2 separate regions of the Homo sapiens genome follow, and region 1 is linked to region 2. Evidence: chromatin loops called from intact Hi-C (ENCODE). Cell type or tissue: endothelial cell of umbilical vein. All regions are shown on one strand.

Region 1 (4,000 bases), 180 kb after region 2:
TAGGCTTTCTTGTTGAACATTAAAACTCCCACAAATTCCCCTGTGGCTTCATCATAGACTCTGTGGTGACCACTACCTATGGACCACTGTTATGAGACCACTGTCTCATAAAGTGACTTTCTAAAGGCCTCAGATGGTCATCTTCAGAGCGTGGAGGAACAGGGGCCTGGGGCTGAGAAAACTTGATTGGTTTCAGCCTCAAGAAATCAGTACCAGCCCAGGTAATGTTGGGCTTTGGGTCTCTCCCTGTGCCTCCTTTGATAGTTTGGTGTCTTGAGGCACAAGGCAAGGGGACCTCTCCTTCCTCCAGCATCTTGTCACCTAAGAGATTATTTTCCTTTGGTGACACATTCCCACAGTCATAGGTCAATTTTTTTTTGTGAAACAAATCAGCAAAAAAAATCATCATGGGTCTTGCCATAAATCCTCAAGAGCATGTAGTGGGGTGGCGGGTGACTCTGAAAGTATGAAGGCATGAGGTTTTTATTCCTGGTGTTTCTCTCTACCCTCGTCCCCTCCTCCATTCTGGCTGCTGTGTGCATTTTGTTCTCATTGCCTCGGGAGAGGCAGCAACTCGGAGAGAAGAGAATGTCAGCTCTTGGCCTTGGAGTTGCAAAATCTTAGGCCTGCGGGGAGGAGAAGGACTGATGGGCATCAGTGACGGAAGTGGGGAGGAGAGCTGGGAACAAGATGAATTTCTGGGCCTGGAGATGGCAAGGTTTCTTCTGGGTGGGGAAGGAAGAGAGATGGAGGGGACACAATAAAGGAGAGAGGTCCTGCGGCCATGTGGGCTGGAGGAAACTCAGTTTCCAGGTACTGCCCAGCCCCTCCTGGAGAGGGGACTTGGGTCACCCACCAACAATGCCCAAGGGCTCTCAGTCAGCACCTCCACACCCTCCAGCTTATTACTGCGTTACCATACAGCATCAACACATGGGAGTTGCAAAGGTGGTCCTTTCTGTGGACAGCTGGTGGGACCTCCTAGCTCAGAGGGGAACCTCCAGCCATGTCCCGAGTGCTTGTCTGGCACCTTCGACTTCTCCCTCATGGATGTTCCTGTTTCAGCATCGCAGGCCATCTGCAAACTGTGGAGATGGGGTGGGGGCCTGGACACCTGCTGGGGTAGCAGTGATAGAAAGGACAAGAGGACAGGGTCCCTCAGCACTTCTACCTCCTTGAACCTGCCAGAGTCCACCTGCGGAGGTGGGGCGATGGTGAGCCGCAGCCCCCAGGAGCCCTTTAACTACAGAAGCTCATGGCGTGCAGAGGGAGGCAAAAGATGGGCCATGGAGTCACGCGAATCTGAGGACTGGCTCCAACTCCACCTTTGTCTCCCTCTTCGGAAAGCTGAACAGGGTGCAACGTGAGAAGGCGATCTTCCTTCCTGCCTTGCAGGCACTCTGGGGACGCTGCTTGTTTGCTCTGCTCTGCCAACTCTCCCCTGGGGACTCTCCTCCCCAGCCAGGCTGCCCTGGAGGGTGGAGTCTCCCCGCTGTCCTCCTGCTCCACCCCTCAGTCCACAGACCTTTTCATTTAAAGAGTTCATTGCTACAGGAAACAGATGGTAGTCACAAAAATAATAAACAGAGAGAATTTCAAAGGTTCCGGAAGCTCAGAGTCATGGTCTCAGGCCCGTCGTTAAAGACTTCCTTCTGAGATGGGGCCTGAGAATGACTGCAAACACTGTTGTTTCAGCCACTGGGATGGCCGGGCAGGGAACTGCAGTGCTGAGAGCTGTCAGCCCCTGGACTAGTGTGTAACCCTCACAGTCGTCTTGCAATGGGAGGGTGTCATGACCCCCACTTTACAGATGTAAAAACTGAGTTCAGAGAGCAGGATTGGCTGCATGATTTAGGACATTCAGTGTAAAATAAAAATGTGGGGTCTTTGGTTTAAAAATTAAGAACTTCAAGACTGAAACCACAGCAGACTGTTAAACCAAGTGAGGTGTCCTTCTGATCACAGGCCCTGAGTGACTGCCTGGGACACAGGCTTGTGAAGTCAGCCCTGTCAGAGATTAGGTAACTAGCCCAAGGACACCAGCTAGTGAGAGGCAACCGCGGCTTCCATGCAACGTCTAGGACAGCCTTCAATTGAATTTTGCTATCTTCCTGGTCTTTACCTGTGGACACCCCCATCCCTCCCTCCCACCCGCCATGGCTTGGCTGTCGGCATTATTTTTATAACTTAAAAAGAATCGTTAAAAAGTAAAGCATGACTTTAAGACGCCAACACTACACAAATCCTGATGTTGCTCCCAGAAGCCCTTTGGCTTTTGCTAAAACGGAGGCGGAAGAGGTGATTGGGCATTGCCCCACCTCCTCCTCCATTCAATTAACTTGACAAGGAAACATTTTTGAGACAGATGATTCTCATTTTTAATGCAGTTTGAAAGTCCCTAGGGGCAGGAAGACACTCGGGCTTGCCTACTTCAGGAAGTGGTGTCTTCCCTCCAATTTATACGGACTTTATTTTAAGAGACCTCAGCTGGCTCAGTCCACATTGATAAGCTTCCCCAATGGGATATGCATAATATAGGGCTTACAGTACACATTCAACACAATATCTTAATACATGTTTATACGAATATATATTTGTATTTTATGCTATTATCACAGTGGTTCTTAGAGGAGAGAATGACTTTACCCCTTAGGGGAACATTTAGCAATGTCTGGAAGACATTTCTGCTGTCACAGCTAAGAAGCAGCTGCTATTGGCTTCTAGTGGGTGGGGTTTGGGGGTGCTGCTAGACATCCTACCATGCACAGGGCAGCCCCCCACAACAGAGAAGTATCCAGCCCAAAATGTCAGTGCTGAGGCTGAGAAGCCACAACAAGCAATCATAATTAATTGGTATTGTCAAGGAATGAAAGATTACTGGGACTGGAACCCCACTTTGTAAAAAATCTACCCTTAGGAAATAAATTTTTGAGTGCTGCCAACTGAATTTGTGACTATTATGTAATAACTAACTGGGTCTCAAGTTAGGAGTCAGTTGAACCTCAGATAATCTTCACAACTCCCCCCAAGAAGTTTGAATTCTTTTTTTTTTTTTTTTAGAGGCGAGGTCTTGTTATGTTGCCCAGGTGGGTATCGAACTCTGGAACTCAAGTGATGCAACCTGCCTCGGCCACCCAAAATGCTGGAAATATAGGCGTGAATCACCACATGCCTGATCAGAAGTTTGAATTCTTATACTCATTTTGCTGATGAGAACACTGAGCCTCAGAGAAGAGAGTTAGGGAAGGACTTCCTGCAGGTTGTTTTACCCAGAGATGCTGTCAAAGAGTCAGCCAGGACAACCTGGGGTTCTTTTTCTCAAAGATCTACTTTTATCTCTTGGTACCAGGCCAGCTGGGCTTACTCCGCTAGTTGGAGCTGGGGGACACCCACATCCCTGCCTCTGGTTTAAGAATCTCTCCTCCTTGCATCTGCTCACAGTAGATCCTGTTTTTCCTTCCTTTCATATACCGCATCTACAGTACTATCTACAGTACTTGCTTTTTCTTTAAGGGAAGCACCCTCTTCCCAGAAGCTAGAGGTAGACAGACTCTGAGTCTGGGGATGGAGTGTGTAAACCAGGTGATAGCAGCCGATGTATTAAGTTCTTCTGCCCACAGTGACTGGCTCAGGATAGTCACATAATCCAGTCTGAACCATGAGAGGTTTGCTGCCCTATTGCTACCCCAGAGGACCCAGCCTAAGGCCGAACTCCAGTGAGCTGCCAGATAAAACACAGGTGGCCCTGTTAATTAATTCAACAATGAATATGTTTTTAGTACAAGTATGTCCCAAATGGGCCGGGGACAGTGGCTCATGCCTGTAATCCCAGCACTTTGGGAGGCCGAGGTGGGCTGATCACTTGAGGCTAGGAGTTGGAGACCAGCCTAACCAATATGGTGAAACCCATTTCTACTTTTAATAAAAATGCAAAAAATTAGCCGGTTATGGTGGCCTGTGCCTGTAATCTCAGCTACTCAGGAGGCTGAGGCAGGAGAAT
Region 2 (4,000 bases):
TGCACGCCTGTAATCCCAGCTACTTGGGAGGCAGAGGCAGAGAATCAACCCAGGAGGTGGAGGATGCGGTGAGCTGAGATCAGGCCACTGCACTCCAGCCTGGGTGACAGGGAGACTCTGTCTCGAAAAAATAAAAAATTAAAAATATATATATTGGCAAACTTTTCTCAATCTTTTGCCAACACTCATTTTTGCTGATTATATTTGCTTATAAACCTAAGTATCTTGAAGTACCTCTCTGTACTTCTGTGTCTTCATCTGGAAAATGGGGTGAATAATAATCCCTATCTCTGAGAGCAGGACTTCTCAACCTGGACACTATTGCAGTAGGGCCTGGATAATTCTTTGGTGTGGGGCCGTCCCAAGAACCATAGGTTGTTTAAGCAGCATCCCCGGCCTCTACGCACTTAATGCCAATAGCATCCCCCCTAGTTGTACCACACAAAAATGTCTCCAGACATTGCCAAATATCCCCTGCGTAAGGGGCAAAATAACCCCTAATTGAAAATCTCTGGTCTAGCACAGTGGCTCATGCCTATAATCCCAGTGACTTGGGAGGCCGAGGTGGGAGGATCACTTGAGGCCAGACTGGGCAACATAGGGAGATCTTGTCTCTACATGAAAATTAAAAATTAGCCAGGCACGGGGGCTCACATCTGTAGTCCTAGCTACTTGGGAGGCTGAGGCAAGAGAATCACTTGAGTCCAAGAATTTGAGGTTACAGTGAGTCACGACCACGCCACTGGACTCCAGCCTGGGTGACAGAGCGAGCAACCCTGTCTCTTAAAAAAAAAAGAAAGGAAAATCACTGGTCTAGAGTTCTAGAGTTCCTGTAAGTATCACATGAGATGATTCAGGTAAGGTGCTTAGAAGAGTACCTGACACCAAATAAATGCTCAGTAAACTTACGCCATCAGCATAGATGAAGAGGCCCTAGAATAGTAGGGACCATGGCCTGAGCTACTTCACAAACCGATTTGTTTGTTTATCATTATGGTTTTGTGCCTCTTAGGTTCTACCTTCCTAAAGTGCCATGGTTTAAAAAGCTCTTTTATGAGAGGTGCCTTTCTTTGTAGGTACAGAAATAAAGCTTCGAAGTACTGGCATTTGCAAGTGGCTTTTGAAACTGGAGAATGTCAAAGAAATGTAAATCATACTCTTTCAAGAGCACAAGAATGTATCTTTCTCTAAAAGCTTTCACAACTGTTAACTCAGTGGCTACTGAGACAAAGTGTTCTAGTAGGGGTGATGGGAAGGCACCTAAACTGAACTCTGAGTTTTGCTGTTTGTGGAAGGACCAAGCTGGTGAAACCACAGCATCGGTTCGCACAGGCATTTTGTTTGTTTCTGGCTGATGAAGAGAGGAGACTATTCTGTGAACAGCAAGGACTGAGAAAGATGGAAAATGAGGAAGAGGGTGAGATGGTGTTGTCCCTTCAAGCACGGATTTGAATGATGCGGGTGGGGTTGGTTAGGGCCACCTTGCAGGAAAATGTTGGGTAGGACCAGAGGAGTTGGGGACAGCATCCTCATGTCAAGCCCCTCTGCCACAGACGCTGTCAGCTCCAGGAACCTAGGAGCTGGGTGCGTGTGGTTGCAGGTCACCCTCATGCCAGACCCCACTGCCACCAGCAGCCACAAAACACCAAAGTGTGTGATAGGGACCTCTTCCCTCATCTTTTTCAGGTTCCTCAGGGTCCATGGCCCAAGTAGGTACAACCTGTCACTGCCTTTAGCTCAGTTTCCCCCGACTCTGCCAAAAGTTCTACCTGCGTTGAGGGACCAGGAGCACGAATCTTTGAATGATGCCATGTGGTCACTGAGATGAGGCCAGTCAGCAGCTCCTCCTTTTGTTATGGCTACTGCTGTGAGGCTGGTGGCCACAGCCATGGCCACAGCCCCACCCCCAGCTACAGACACAGCCACAGCTTCATAGCCCAGCAGTCCCAGCTACAGTCACGCCCACACAGCCACTCCCGTGACTGTGGCCACCACCGCCCCCCACCCCCCTCCACGGACATTCCTCCTCACAGCTGCCTTCAGCCAAGTGTCTGCCACCAAGTTCCTGAGAAATGACTCACAGGAGCTTGCTAACTTTGGGGGAAATCTCGTGCTTGATTTGTTTGTATGTTGCAAAGACCAATATGATGACGGACCAACAGATTAATACCTGGATTCCAGACCGTTCGGAACTCTACATTCAACGTTTTTCATTTTACTGGCTCCCAAGCCCCCTCTGGGTGAGTCCCTGGGCCTGGTTCCTTCTTTGCTCTCTTGGAGGAGGAGACAGACCAACCCTGAGTACCCTGGCACTGTTGTCTAGCATTGCATTTCAGAGAGGACTCAAAGGACCACAGGACTTCCAAACTGATCTGTGCAGCCCAATGAAACTTAATTTACCATTCCGTCCCTCTGTCCCCAGGATCCTCCCCTAGAGCAAGCGGTTCTAGAGTCAGTTTAGCCCTGAGAACCATGCCATGCTGCCTTGGAAGACCTCAATATCCATTTGGACCGGCTGACCAGCTTTTCCCTCCAGAACCTGAGCTCGCTGAGGTCACAGACTGTGTCTGCTTTACCCTTGTTTACAAGACAATTATGAGCCTGCAAATGTTCACATTTCTTCTATCACCCCACCAGAGGCAACCTTGTCATTGATAGCCCATCTCTTTCCTCTTGCTACAGAGGAAGGATTTGTTTAGGCTGGTGAGAGACTAGATTGATCTGTATAATTAAGGAATGGAAGGCCGGCACGGTGGCTCTACACTTGTAGTCCCAGCACTTTGGGAGGACTAAGCAGGCAAATCACTTGAGCCCAGGAGTTTGAGACCAGCCTGGGCAACATGGCAAAACCCTATTTCTACAAGAAAGATAAAAATTAGCTAGGTATGGTGGCGCATGCCTGTGGTCCCAGCTATTCAGGAGGCTGAGGTGGGAGGATCACCGGAGCCCAGGGAGGTCAAGGCTGCAGTGAGCCATGATTGCACCACTGCACTACAGCTGGGGCAAAGGAGTGAGACCCTGTCTCAAAGAAAAAAAAAAAAAAAAAGAAATGGAGAGAGGAAGAGAGTGTATCCATGAGTGATTCTTAAACTTCACGTGCATCAGAGCCACCTGGGATATTGTTAAAATGCAGATTCTGATTTGGTAGGTCTAGGGTGAGGTTTGAGATTCTACATTTCTAGCAAGCTCCCAACTTGCTAGATTAAGTCAATTAAACCTCTTTCCTCTATAAATTACCCAGTCTCAGGTATGTCTTTGTTAGCAGTGTAAGGAGTGGACTAATACATTATGATACTACTTCACCATGTTGAAGCTGAACCCATGGGCACGCTGGCTTTATACAGATTACATTTGGAGATTATAAATGCTGCTGGTTCTCTGAATACATTTTGCACAGCCGGGGTATAAAAGAGTGGATGTTGGGTGAGGTTTGCGTATAACTGTAGGGAGAAATCCTGTGGAGCAGCTTCAGCGTGTGAGAGAAATGGATAGAAGAGAAAGGGGGATTTTTTTTATAAGTGTTGTCACAGCCTCAGTGGTTGGCTGTCATCATTCTCAAGAAATGCAAAGACCTTCGTTGTTTGTCATCTGCCCAGCTGCTGGTCCATCTTCCAAATTGTCTAGTGGAATGGTTAGCCAGGCCAGCCCTTCCTCCCCAGTGCATGACTGCCAGCAAGGCCAATGGGGACTCCCTCCCTGAAATCTCAATCATGGATTCAGGCCCAAAGCAGAGAACACTTGGAGTGTTCTCATTCCAGCCACAGCAGCTCAGTGAGATTGTTGAGCATTTTCTGCTGCCAAGAACCTCCTGGAGAGGCTGGGTGCCTAATGGCTCCAAGCCTGACTTTTTAGCCATTCCTTTGCTCTAGTGTGCTCTCTAATATCCTTCCAAGAAATTCCCGTTCTGCCTAGATCAGTAGAGGCAGTTTCTGTTGCTTACAATCAAAGCATCCTGACAGATAGAGCCAGTATAATATTTTGAGCTGTTTTGAAATAATGT

The links. Peaks named below come from ENCODE experiments on the same cell type or tissue, not always from the same donor. Only the 100,000 strongest peaks of a DNase experiment are listed, where the experiment ranks them.
Region 1: it touches region 2 in a loop (7-fold over the local background); 2 of 110 quality-filtered maps call a loop at or near these places.

The regions. Positions count from the first base shown.
Region 1 is chr3:72,308,234-72,312,233 of GRCh38, reverse strand. No RefSeq gene overlaps it. Among named protein-coding and RNA genes, the nearest start is that of RYBP, 140 kb to the left of the region's middle. RefSeq lists enhancers at 1,219-1,398, 1,579-1,888. In endothelial cell of umbilical vein, no CTCF peak of the experiment used is centred here; a DNase peak (open chromatin) is centred at 1,613; H3K27ac peaks cover 405 bases; H3K27me3 peaks cover 439 bases.
Region 2 is chr3:72,485,568-72,489,567 of GRCh38, reverse strand. No RefSeq gene overlaps it. Among named protein-coding and RNA genes, the nearest start is that of RYBP, 41 kb to the right of the region's middle. RefSeq lists enhancers at 1,357-1,874, 1,875-2,392. In endothelial cell of umbilical vein, no CTCF peak of the experiment used is centred here; a DNase peak (open chromatin) is centred at 2,007; H3K27ac peaks cover 481 bases.